2 separate regions of the Homo sapiens genome follow, and region 2 is linked to region 1. Evidence: chromatin loops called from intact Hi-C (ENCODE). Cell type or tissue: PC-3. All regions are shown on one strand. Links, peaks and the distances in the headings refer to the core of each region. The heading gives the core; the rest is flanking DNA.

Region 1 (6,033 bases), core at 488-5,487:
ATATTTTCTTTTGTGAGGGGTTTGACTGCAATACGATTAAATAGAATATACTCATGTGCACTGCTTGTTAAGACAGCATTTTTTTTGTTAAATGGCCATGTCAAATAAACATGATTTATGTCCCCTTTTTGTTACCCATAATCTTGTTGTCCATCTAAATCTTTGTGACATACTATCTCCAGGTTACCTGGAGCTTTGTCAAATCTCCCAGAACCCAACCTCTCTCCTTTCTCCCAACTTCTTGAAAATCTTCCTCTTGCTGTCCTATGTGAGAGAAACCTTTTATTTTTTAATGCTTTTTATATCAGAAAGACCAATGGTTTATTTGAGGGAAATGTATTTAATATTTAAATACATATAAAAATAAATGGCATACAAACCATTCTACTTACGTTTTATTAAGCTCATTAAAAGGGGATAAAATGGATTCAGAAGACACAGGAACTTAAAAATCAGCGCCATTAGAACCACTTGAGCAAAATCAAAACTGAATGAATGGAAAACATGCACAATTTTAGTCACTGCGAATGTGAACTCACAGAAATAAGAAGATCTGGTTTCTAATTGTTTCACATATCTGTTTTACATTCAGCGTTCTCCTCCACGTCATATTTGCTAAAGAGATCTTCGTCGTCAATAGCAGTCTGCAGTGTACCAGAGCAGAGTTTAAAAATCACCTTAGGTATGTACAAGCCTCCTTTCTCATGTAAGTATTATAGAATGAGAATCTAATAAAGAATGTTACGTGTATATTCTAAACTGCGTATTGCAAAGTTTCATCATTAGACTTGAACTCAGTCAACTTTAACAACGACTACCAGCAGCCCCTTTCAATTAATCTGTTCATACATTACTTTTCCATATAACTAAGCTAGTTTGGAGTTGAAAAGGAAGAAAAATGTGTTTGAAACCACTGATTCTTTTTCATTCATTTTCTTCCAAATTAAAGGAAATGACACTATGTTTATTCCAATATTTTAATAAAATTTTCTCTAAGATTTAAAAAAATATACTACTCTGAATGTAGGTTGGTATTTTTTTTAAAGGTTGCATTATAAATCAAAACTCCTAAAAATAGGAGTTTATGGTGGGATTGACAGTATTTTAACTTTAAAGGCATGAGGGTGTCCTTTTACAGAGGCCTAAATCAAATACAGAAAAAAGTGATGTGTTGCCAGGATGTTCAATGCACTTTCCTTTAATTGCCATATATAGTTAATAGCCTGGTCATTTTTTTCTAAATAAAATAAGTCAGAAAGTTGCAAGCAACTCGATTACACAATATCTTACCATGCAACGTATCAAAAACAAAGAATTTAATCGTTCTGTGGTCTGGGTTGAATTCAACACTGAAATCTTTTCATTGAACTTCACAGCAACAAAGAATTTCAGACTTTCAGATGACCATCTTTGAAGTTGGATAGAACTCTGACCATATTACGATTGTCTGATACTGAAAAAGGACAAAGTACAGAATCCAGTATTCCAACCAAGATTTGGGCTGATCTGAGAAACTGGAGAAAAGTACTGTGAAGGAATTGCAGATATAGAATGACTGGATAGGTCATTTGATCTTGCTTCTGAGACTGAACTTAAAAACCTGTTTCAGATTAAACAGCATTTCATTGCTTTCTTTTTTCTTTTTTTCACACAAAAATACTCCTACAGATTAAAAGAAACCATCAGAATGGAAGTAAAAGAATTATGCAGTATATATTATATCTACATAGGTCCGGAAAGTTCCTGAAATTTACTCAAGCTTTACTCAAAATATTGACACTATTTAGTATCAAACCAAACTCCGGGAGTACACAGAGGGCCTTCCTACAATGCATGTGATCAGGGACAGCAATGATCTTATCCCATAATATATCACAAAACAGTGGAAAAAAATCATCTCATATTTTTAGAAATCATGCTCTTATTAGCTCAAATATATAGTTTAGGCAGTCAACATTTTGTGGCTTCCATCATTTTCAAAGATTATGCTGCACAAAATTGTATAGAGAGTATTTTGACTTACACATTGACTTTTTTAAATATAGGAGTGATTGTAGCAATAGCATTGATTGTAGCTTTAATTTACATTATCAAGAAAACTACACCAAATAAATTCAAATTATATTTATATAATTTTGATATAAATCTTGAATCAGATAAGTCTCAACATTTAATAAATGTTTTTACCACATTAATTTGCATTTTAACAGTATTTTCCGCACAGAAAATCTGTGATGCATATTTAATTATGGCATGGAATTTTTTATTATACTTTCTTATGTAGTTTAGAATATATAAAATTAAATATAATTATACTTTTGTTCACAGAATAATTTTAAATGCTATTCTTCATTAATGGTCAAAATATTAACTGCTAATTATTGAAAAATTCAAATTTTTATCTCAAGAAGTAAATTAAAAATACAGAAACTGAAAAGTATACAATAAAATACTTAAATACATAATTTTAGAGGTTGTGTGAAAATAGTGTCTTTATTTGAAATATTCTGAAATAAACATTTTTTCAAATGTTTAAATAAATTTTTTTTAAATAAACTTAGAACATGTAATTAGATGAAGCAAAATCAATGATACATCAAATTACATGCACATCATCAGAGGAGAAATAATTGTATCAATGTAAAAAGCTAAACCTAAAATAACAAAACTGGTAAAATTTTGTTCTTATGACTCCGGAAATATGCCATCACCACTTTATATTTATTTTTATTACACGTGTTTAATTTTCAATTAGTTAGACTATTATTCATTCTCTTACAATTAACACCGAGCTTAAGAGTTTGAACTAAAAAAAAAAATCACCTAGCTGTTTCTAATGACTTAAATTCATTATACCTTCAATTCTTTTTGAAACTGAAATTCTTCGCGATTAGAAAGCCAAGTGTCCTGAGAATATTTTTGCTTAAATCTAGTCCAATTTCTGAAACAATATAAATACACAAAAATATGCCATACATGCAAGGTACACGTTCTTAAAGAAGCTGGAAGCTTCGCTGAACTATCTTGGGACAAGAACTAAGCAGGGAGCAGAACCGTGCTGGCACCTAGTGGCGGACGGCGGTAGGACAGTTGTCTACCTTGGCTCTCAGGCACGTTGGGAGAACACATTTTAATTATTTTAATCTATGCTTTCTATCACACATATTTGAAAGGAAGATAAATGAAAAGTATCTGGAGTAATTAATCCTAACTATGCAACCAAATGTTATGATTTTAATTTTATGCAAGGACAGAAAGAAAATTTGGAGGGGTAGAAGTGGTGGAGAGGAAAAAGACCAGCTGTGGTGAAAAATATAACGTGGTGAAAAGACTTGTGCAATTTTCTTTTCCCTTGATATGTTCTGCCAAAGCTGGTCACACTAGTCTGTTCTCCATCAAGCAAAGAATTTTGATGAAATCAAGTGACCGGCTGTTTGTGAAGTTCAGTCTGTATTTGGGACATAAGTAACCAAATAGTACTTATACTACTTATACACTAAATTTGGAGTTTTCAAACTAAAATATTATGTGCAGAGGTATAGTTATTTTTCCTTCATGGCACTTTTTAGTAGGAGGGTAAATTTAGATTTGAGCCCCTCCCCTAGTCCACCCCCATCTTTTGGGACTGGGGAAGGTATGGTTCCAGTAGAGAGCTGCTTCTGCCTTAGAAGGCAATGAGTCAGAAACGCAAATCTGAGCAAAGGCGGAATTACTACTACATGCCAGAGAGAGTCACACATCAGTCAAGTCCACCAAGTGAACTCTATAGTCTTCCCAATTGTGAGACTCTATGATTTGCTGAAGAAAGAATTCTATTATATTTTCCTACATAGGGAGATAGATTTTAGTCACTGTCCCTGTGTTTAAGACTGAGTCTCACTCTGTCACCCAGGCTGAAGTGCAGTGGTGCAATCTCAACTCACTGCAGCTCTCTGCCTCCCGGGTTCAAGTGATTCTCCTGCCTCAGCCTCCCGACTAGCTAGAATTACAGGCACGCTCCACCACACCCGGCTAATTTTTGTATTTTTAGTAAAGACACCCTTTCACCATGTTGGCCAGGCTGGTCTTGAGCTCCTGGCCTCATGTGATCTGCCCGCCTTGGCCTCCCAAAAGTGCTGGGATTACAGGCATAAGTCACCGCACCTGGCCCTAGGCTTGTTTTGTATCATGTCTTAGACATGTAGGGGTTTATTTCAGAGCACACAAATGAACTATTCTAAGTATTCACACTATTGGAGGGCTGCTTCTGTCCCTCTGAGTCCCTGCCCTGCTGCTATATGTAAGACCAAGATGAACTGCCCCTGGTAAATCGGTCCTTGTGAAAGTCTGGGGAAATGCCAGGTAACCCAGTGACAGTTCCACTTGGCTCTTTGTAGCTTACACAGTACCAAACCTGAGAGAGCACTGCAAAGTCAGGTCAGGAAGGTTTCGCCAAGGCTTGGAAATAAGAACAGGGTATGAGTCTTATACCACCTAACTGGGCCTTCCAGTTAGCAAGAAGCCTTTGTTTAAAAAGCTGGCTAAGAAACCTCCTAGTAACATATTTCCCTGTAACAAGTTTAATTAATTAATTGAAAAAATACATAGTAAAAGATGTTTATATTAAATATAAAATTATCACCACTAAATTTATTAGAGGAGATAAAAGGCAACAGATTGGGCCTAATTCACTCCAAGAAAAGGATACCCAATTCCCTCTGAAATCCCAAATTCATACATATAAAAATTCTGCTCTAATCCTTCTCCATTTACATCACAGAGCCATGCTCCCGTGTTGGCCTCTGTACTGAAGAGTGACCAGAGGTAAATGCAGGTGCCTCTGGCCAGTTGTCAAGGTCATATCCTGAATCCTGTCGACACCTGGGACCCTAGCCCAGCATACTGTCGGGCAAGGACAAACCCATAGCCTGCCATTAATAGGGGAGGAAAGACATGTGGACAAGTAGCAGACAAAAGTGATTGTCCCAGTGGGCTTTGAGAAATTGTTATGGGAGTCCAGAGGAAGAAAACTGCCTTCAGCTTGCGGTAGGAGTTGGCAGGTTGCGGGTGGAGGGCATAGGGTATCAAGGAAGGCTTTCTGAAGGAGGCAGCTGGGCCTTGAGAGATGACTAACACTTAGTAAACCATGCTGGGGGAGGAAACATCACAGATAGTGAGAGGATCTCCTCTCTCCCTCATCCACACAGGCTGTGGAGAGCGACATCTGTTCCACAGTCTTCTCCCTGAAGGGTGGGGCTCCAAGGGCCGGCTCCAGTGTAAGCATAAACAAGTGACTACGAATGTCCTATTCAATACACAAGAAAACTCATGAACATTTGTAAAGCATTTCTAAGCCACAGAATTCATATGTGCCTCCTTAACAAAGATAAATTTCACATTTTTCCCTTTCTCACAGTTTGTCCCATCTTCTCTCATTTTATTGAGTAGAATGAGCCTTACCTCAAAAGCCAAACAAACACTGACCCAAGATGAGATGCCCTAAAGCTAGGTCCACTGCCTGAAGCTGACTCATCCCATCACAGTTTATTTTTGTTGTGTGAATCAATTCTAATTTTCAAACTGAAATATATGATGGTTTATCATCATTTTGACCTTTTCATAACACTGCTGGTACAGTTGCTGAGAACATGCCAAATCATGTTGATTTCTTCCTTTTTCTAGGAGTGTTCATCCTAGTCAGTCTTCTCAGGACAACCAAAAGCCAAAACCGAAACAAACCAAAAACCTCTTTCCCCTGACTCAGATTATTATTATTTTTAGTTCTTCAGGACTACCTGTGAGGATAAGAAGAAGTGGTTACCCAGTCCATCAGCAAAATGTCCCCATAATCCTTTCAAACTACTGAGAAATAAGGTATGTTATCTTCACTTAATGAAGAAACTGAGACATAAAAGTAAAGAATATTGCTACAAATGGAGGCAGAAATACAAGTTGATACCATGTGCCCAAGTGAGACATCTCATTTTTAGCCTGTGTAAGACAAATTTTAACCATATAATCCAGAAAATCCACTTCTGGGCATATACCCCAAAG
Region 2 (6,033 bases), core at 604-5,603, 120 kb before region 1:
ATATTTTCTTAATGTGTTCCATATGATTTAAGATGCTACAGGTTTTACAAAAACCCAGGGTATTACCTTCAACCTCAAGAAGCACAAGAAAGAAATATGAAAAAAAAACCTATATAAGAGGAAATATGCAAAATGTGAAGTAGCATCGGCACTGGGTCGTCCAGGTGTTCACGAGGGGAGCAATTACTGCTTTCTGCAGAAGTTCAGCAAGGGTTTCAGGGAAGAGAAGGATCTGAGCTGACTCCTCCTGGGAGTCAGAGAGTAAATCAGGAGGAAGCATTTCAGGTGGGGAGATGACAAGAACAATGGCCAGTGAGGGAAAGCTGTCCTTTCTAATGGGGAAGCGAACACCACAGCCGCCTACCCCGTTTCCTTTGGGAAAATGTTACAGTACTCTGCTTGCTGCAGGCACTTGGTTGCTCAGGGTGCATGGAGACCTGAAGTGGTTTGGTAGAAGGTATACAGGAGCTGAAGTCAAAGCCCAGTATAAAGCACTTGACCTTTTCTGCTGCTCAGCTCAGCACTTCGGCTACCTCAGGATGGCCATTGCACAATTGCATGGCCCTGGTTCCAGATGGGCCTGTGAACAAGTCAGCAGATGGGCCAGGCAAGCACGTCCTATGTCTAGATATTCAGCCTTAGCCTTTCCTTCCCTTCTGTGGTCAGAGACCTCAGCTTTGCCTATGATGTCTGCATGCTCAGGTAATTCCCAGGTGGGTTTTCTGACAGCTTGTGCAAACGTGTATACAGAGTATGATGATTTCACAAGTCTAGGCACTTCACTCACTAGTTGCAATTTCTTTTTCTCTTTGTAGAACCAAATAGATAATATTTCCAATCTATTGTTCATTCAGTTAATAAGAGTTCTTGAATACAACTATTTATTATACACTCTACTATTTGGGGGCTTACAAAGAAATAAGAAAAAGCCCTGCCTTGTAGAAGCTTTCAGTAAAGTGAAAGAGATGTGCAAATAGATGATTACCATACACAAAAACTATTGTTTAGAAATAGTGTTTCAGAGTATCAGATGCTAGCACCACTCTTATTGGGGATGATCGGCTATTTATGGGTGGGAAATAGTACTTTGCAGAGACAATGGAAGGGAAAGGGAGAGGGGAAATAAAGAAAGACTATCTTGGAGCTACATATCTGCAATTAAACTTTACCCACAGATTTTAGAACAGGCAACAAGAAAGGGCAGTCCATGAAATCCTTGAGGAGTGCTTCACTTAGGAGCTGACTGTCTGATGAGTGATGCTGAGTTAATTACAACCAGGAGCGGCAACATCAAAATAACATCACAGGAGCAGAGTCCATAAACTGTGTTGCATGAGCAATGCAAAAGGATGGGCAGGCATGGTAACTGCTAATGCCCCAGTAAAGCCTCCCTTCCATTCTTAACTATGCTAAAGCAGTGAGAGGCCCCATTACACAGGCTAAGGCAAGAACAGTTGTCTCTTCTACTGTGTATCTCACATACATCATGTCTACGCTTTGCAGAGAAAGTACTTGCAGTATTTGGTTGCAGTATTTTGTTCCATTACACATGACTTATTCTGATCACAGAGTTATCAGTTCTTCTCAGGAATCTGTTTCAAGTTGATATAATTATAGTGCATTTTGGTCAATCATGTAAAACAGCAATTTCCTTCTTCCTCTGCTCTACATTTCAGCAACTTAAAAGGTTTCTCTCTTGGATTGAAGCTTTACATCAGCATGTTCCAAGCTGCATTTTCTGCTAACAAATTCTCTCTACTTAGGGAGACAATTTTCCAGTTACATAATACAACCCCTTGTAAAATTACAAAGGCAAAGCCACACCACTCTTGATTGCATTTAGAAGACAGGGTTGGACTTCTCCATTGTCCTAATAAAAGCAGCTTAAATACATCTGGAATATCCATCTGAGTAACTTCTTTTATTAGGATGGAAACTTGCTGCCACACTGACAGAGTGGACAATGAAGTAACACTTGGGACATATTTGGTGCTTAACATCCGATCAGAATCACACACAACAGAAAGGAATGTGGCTCAAACCCTAGGCTGCATTGCAAAGGAGCCAGATACCTATCTGCCGCTGTTCTCATAGCCAAAGGACTGCACACACTTAACAAATGGGAGGAAACAGGCCCTGTCATTCACCAGCCACAATACTGAGTGAGTTACTGTGGTAGCCAACAGGGTAAGGAAGGGCTTTTCAATGTTCCCAAACAAATGTACAAGCATATTTTTTAAAGACAAAAAATGTTTGCACTAATTGAAGCATTTTTTTTTTCTAAATTAGCTGAGAATCATGACTGCAGCATTTCGCACTGTCTTCATTGTGTGCTCAGTGATATTCTATTTTAAACTAGTCTGTGACTCAGTCTCAGCATAGATATACCACTTCCACTTGTTTGAGTACTTCTGAAGATATGGCCAAAAGAAAGATATGCCTGTAAGAAATAAAATGGCTTTGCTGCCTTAAAAGTCTCAAGACAAGGGTGTTTGAAAATTATAAAATCTCAAATTTATGCAGTGCCTTTATTTCCAAAGTAATTTTACATCTATCATCTTCTTAACAAATACTGAACGAGTCTATTCTGGGGAGTGGAGGCTTTAGAAATATATTTGTACACTATACACTATATATGCATATATAGTATATATACATATATAACTTACATATTATACATTTGGTGCAAAAGTAATCGTGGTTTTGGCCATTACTTTTAATGGTGCCTAACACCCAATCTTTTAATGGCCAAAACCGCACTTACTTTTGCACCAACCTAATATAACTTATATATTCCTATCTTTATATGAATATGCAGTAATTGAATTGCAAAGGGTTGGATTGGGGTAGATGATAGGATTTGTCCTGAGGCTACATTTGCATAGCACACGACTCTGCTTTTTAGTTAGATCATATGATTATTTGGGGTGCTTTGGGAGAGGGAACTGATGGAGACTGGCAGTGGGAAGCCATTCCAAGCCACCCCTTTGGCACTGCCACCAATCCCTAAGCAAACCAGTGAGATAGGTAAAGAGCATTTCTGGCATCACCCCTGGATCACTTCTTAGTTCAGTAGTGTTCCTGTGCTCTCTTCTGCCTTCTCCCATTCAGCTCTGCTTTTGGAAACACATTCACATCCATCATTCATCCTTATTGTGACTTTTACTTTAATGTGCCATCCGTCAAAATGTGTCCTCTCTTATAGGGATTTCAGCTATCAAAAAGGAGATAAGAAGGTTTGTTTTTGTCTAGGATAAAAATGCAGGGGATCCTTACCACCAAAGCCAGCCCTAAGTGCCACTTTTTCCCCCTTCACTGGCAGTTTATGCCACAATGCACTAGGCTGTATAATAATTCCACCTTTGTGTCAAAGGAGGTGAAGCATTTTGAGGAACTGAGACACAGACTGGGAGCCACCGGTTATAATTCCAGTGCTGCCACTGACTCACAGTGTAAACTGGTGAGATTTGTAATTTAATCCCTCTGCCTTTTTCCTCAGCAATAAAATGGGACAATTTGATTTGAGGGAAAGCAGCACACAGACTTAATATTTGAGTTTGTTAGCCATAAGAGAGAATAGACCTTGCCTTTTGTATTCTAAAGCCCCCAAATTCCATCCTTTCTAGAGGTGGGAGACTGCTAGAAAAAGTTGTATACTGATAATAAGTGGTGATGAGCCTAACGAAACTCCCTGCAGAGATTTCCGTGAATGTGCTATGAACAAAGATTATTAGTAATTACCTGAATATTACACGTGTTCCTCAATAAACACTTGAGAAGCCCACTAATGAATCAGAGATTAACAGACTAAAGGTTTGCAATTACAGAACACATTAAAAGGATAACTGTAGGAAGATTAAATAAATAAAGATTTTAATTCACTGTAATTAGCCTTTCTTACTGAAATTAGATGTTGCTCCTACAGAGTATGTTTGCTTTCTTATGAGTTGGTTGAGCATAGCCAAAGTCAGACCAAACATGCAAAGACATGTCTGAGGTTTTGAAATTTATGTGTACACACCGACCTCACCAACTCTGGGCAAAGACCCTAGAAAGCACATCTTCAGAAGAATTCCCACCATGTATGTTTCTTTCCCATTTTCTGAAAAATCACCACCCAAGAGAAGAAATAGCACCTTCTTACAGGAGATAACCACTGGGGACTGTGCCTTTCTCATCCCTCCAGAAAGAGCACATCAGATGGTGGAAAGATGACACTGCTGGTTTTGAAGATAGTTTTTTTTAGCAAGTACTGGGCAGGGTGGGGTGGGGGATGCCTTCCTTCTAACATTTCTCTATGTCCATAGCTTTACTCTTCCAAGTTGAAGTATCTTGTAATGTGAATGGTAGTTTTTAAAAAAATTTAGCTGTGGGTATTTTGTTTTCACTTCAGATTAAATATAATAATAATCTACACTGGCTGGGTGTGGTGGCTCGCACCTGTAATCCCACCACTTTGGGAGGCCAAGGCAGCCGGATTACTTAAAGTCAGGAGTTCGAGACTAGCCTGGCCAACATGGTGAAACTCTATCTCTACTAAAAATACGAAAATTAGCCGGGCGTGGTGGCAGACACCTGTTATCCCAGCTACTCAGGAAGCTGAGGCAGGAGAATCAGTTGAACCCAGGACATGGAGGTTGCAGCGAGCAGAGATCGTGCCACTGCACTCCAGCCTGGACGACAGTGCGAGATTCTGTCTCAAAAACAAAACAAAACAAAACAAAACACCAAACCAAAACAAAACAAAAATAATAATAATAACTACGTAACATTGCCTTAGCACTGACTGAGCTCAACAGGGCCTCTAATCATGTTCGAAGGGTGTGGTTTATAGTTCCAGACATGAATTTTTGTCTCAGCATTTACTGAGCTCCCCAACTGTACAAGGAACAAGGTTAAGGGTTTGGGGGCCCCAAAGATGAATAACACCCAGGTCCTGCCCTATAGAAGAGAACAAACCAAGGTAGGGGACAGGAGATGTTAGTAATTAACTATAAAACAAGGTAGAATATGCATGTTAAATAGAGATTCTAGGAACTTGGTTCACCTGCAATTTAAGCATTGCCTTTGCTTGTTGCTTTCACATTCTAGGCCTGGCATCAATTAACACTCCAAAATAATGCTAACAAGTCCACCAGGGTCATGGAGTTTGGCTCTGCCCAAGCAGTGATCACTAACTGAAGTTCAAAATTAGTACTCATACATATTTGGCTGCTTATCAAATTATTCTAAAAATCTAGGGAAAGATAGATACTTTTCCTGATTGTTGCTTAGTCATTTCCACAGGACACAGAAACCTGTGGTTAAAATTAAGATGTTCTTTGACTGGTTAAAATCTATATGTCTTTATTAGGTGTAGGTGGGCAGAGCTATGCATTGGCTTAACATTTATATACTGTAAAGGAGACCAATAAGTGTCTCTATGTTATTATAAAACAGTTTATAATTTGAAAAAATATGTAACCTGGAGTGCTCAGTCAGCCTAGATAATTACCACAGATAAAGTAACAACATCTTGGCAAGGCCACAAAGACAAGGAAAATCTTCTGTGCTATGTAATTTTGAACATGTTTTTTAACAGAGCCTCAAAAATACTATCTCTCTGAAATATCAGATCAACCCTGATAGCCTGAATATACTTTAAGTAATTTCCTGTGATCCTAGACACATCTAATTGCAGTTCCTTTCACAAGCCAAGGAGATTTAAAGACTGATATTTTGTGTCTGTACACTTTACAATTCAGTCTTACAGTACACTTAAATATCCTATAAATAGTTCATCATTTTGTCAACCACAGATTTCACTACAATAAACATTTACTTGCATATCCTTCATGAATATGGTGAAATAGATCTAGTTTTGTACATCTTTCACAATTACAAGACATATGGTATTTCTAGTATTTAGAATCTATGTAAAATTTGACATTGCAAAATGAATTGTGATAAGAGAGTTTATTCCACCCTCTGGCACAAGTTCTTCTACTTGTTTATATTACTTATGGGATAATAACTAACTACACTGACAATATA

Evidence for each region. A loop is a pair of places that touch in the nucleus more often than their neighbours do. Peaks named below come from ENCODE experiments on the same cell type or tissue, not always from the same donor. Only the 100,000 strongest peaks of a DNase experiment are listed, where the experiment ranks them.
Region 2: a loop joins it to region 1, with 3 times the contacts of the local background. A loop is called at or near these places in 1 of 110 quality-filtered maps.

The regions. Positions count from the first base shown.
Region 1 is chr14:36,939,344-36,945,376 of GRCh38, forward strand. The region is part of intron 1 of SLC25A21 (solute carrier family 25 member 21); the gene reads right to left. Among named protein-coding and RNA genes, the nearest start is that of MIR4503, 10 kb to the right of the region's middle. In PC-3, for the core only: CTCF peaks have their summits at 3,075 (motif pointing left) and 3,278; DNase peaks (open chromatin) are centred at 3,038 and 3,718; H3K27ac peaks cover 2,398 bases.
Region 2 is chr14:36,817,117-36,823,149 of GRCh38, forward strand. The region is part of intron 2 of SLC25A21 (solute carrier family 25 member 21); the gene reads right to left. Among named protein-coding and RNA genes, the nearest start is that of MIR4503, 130 kb to the right of the region's middle. In PC-3, for the core only: no CTCF peak of the experiment used is centred there; DNase peaks (open chromatin) are centred at 2,045 and 3,425; H3K4me3 peaks cover 355 bases; H3K27ac peaks cover 1,934 bases.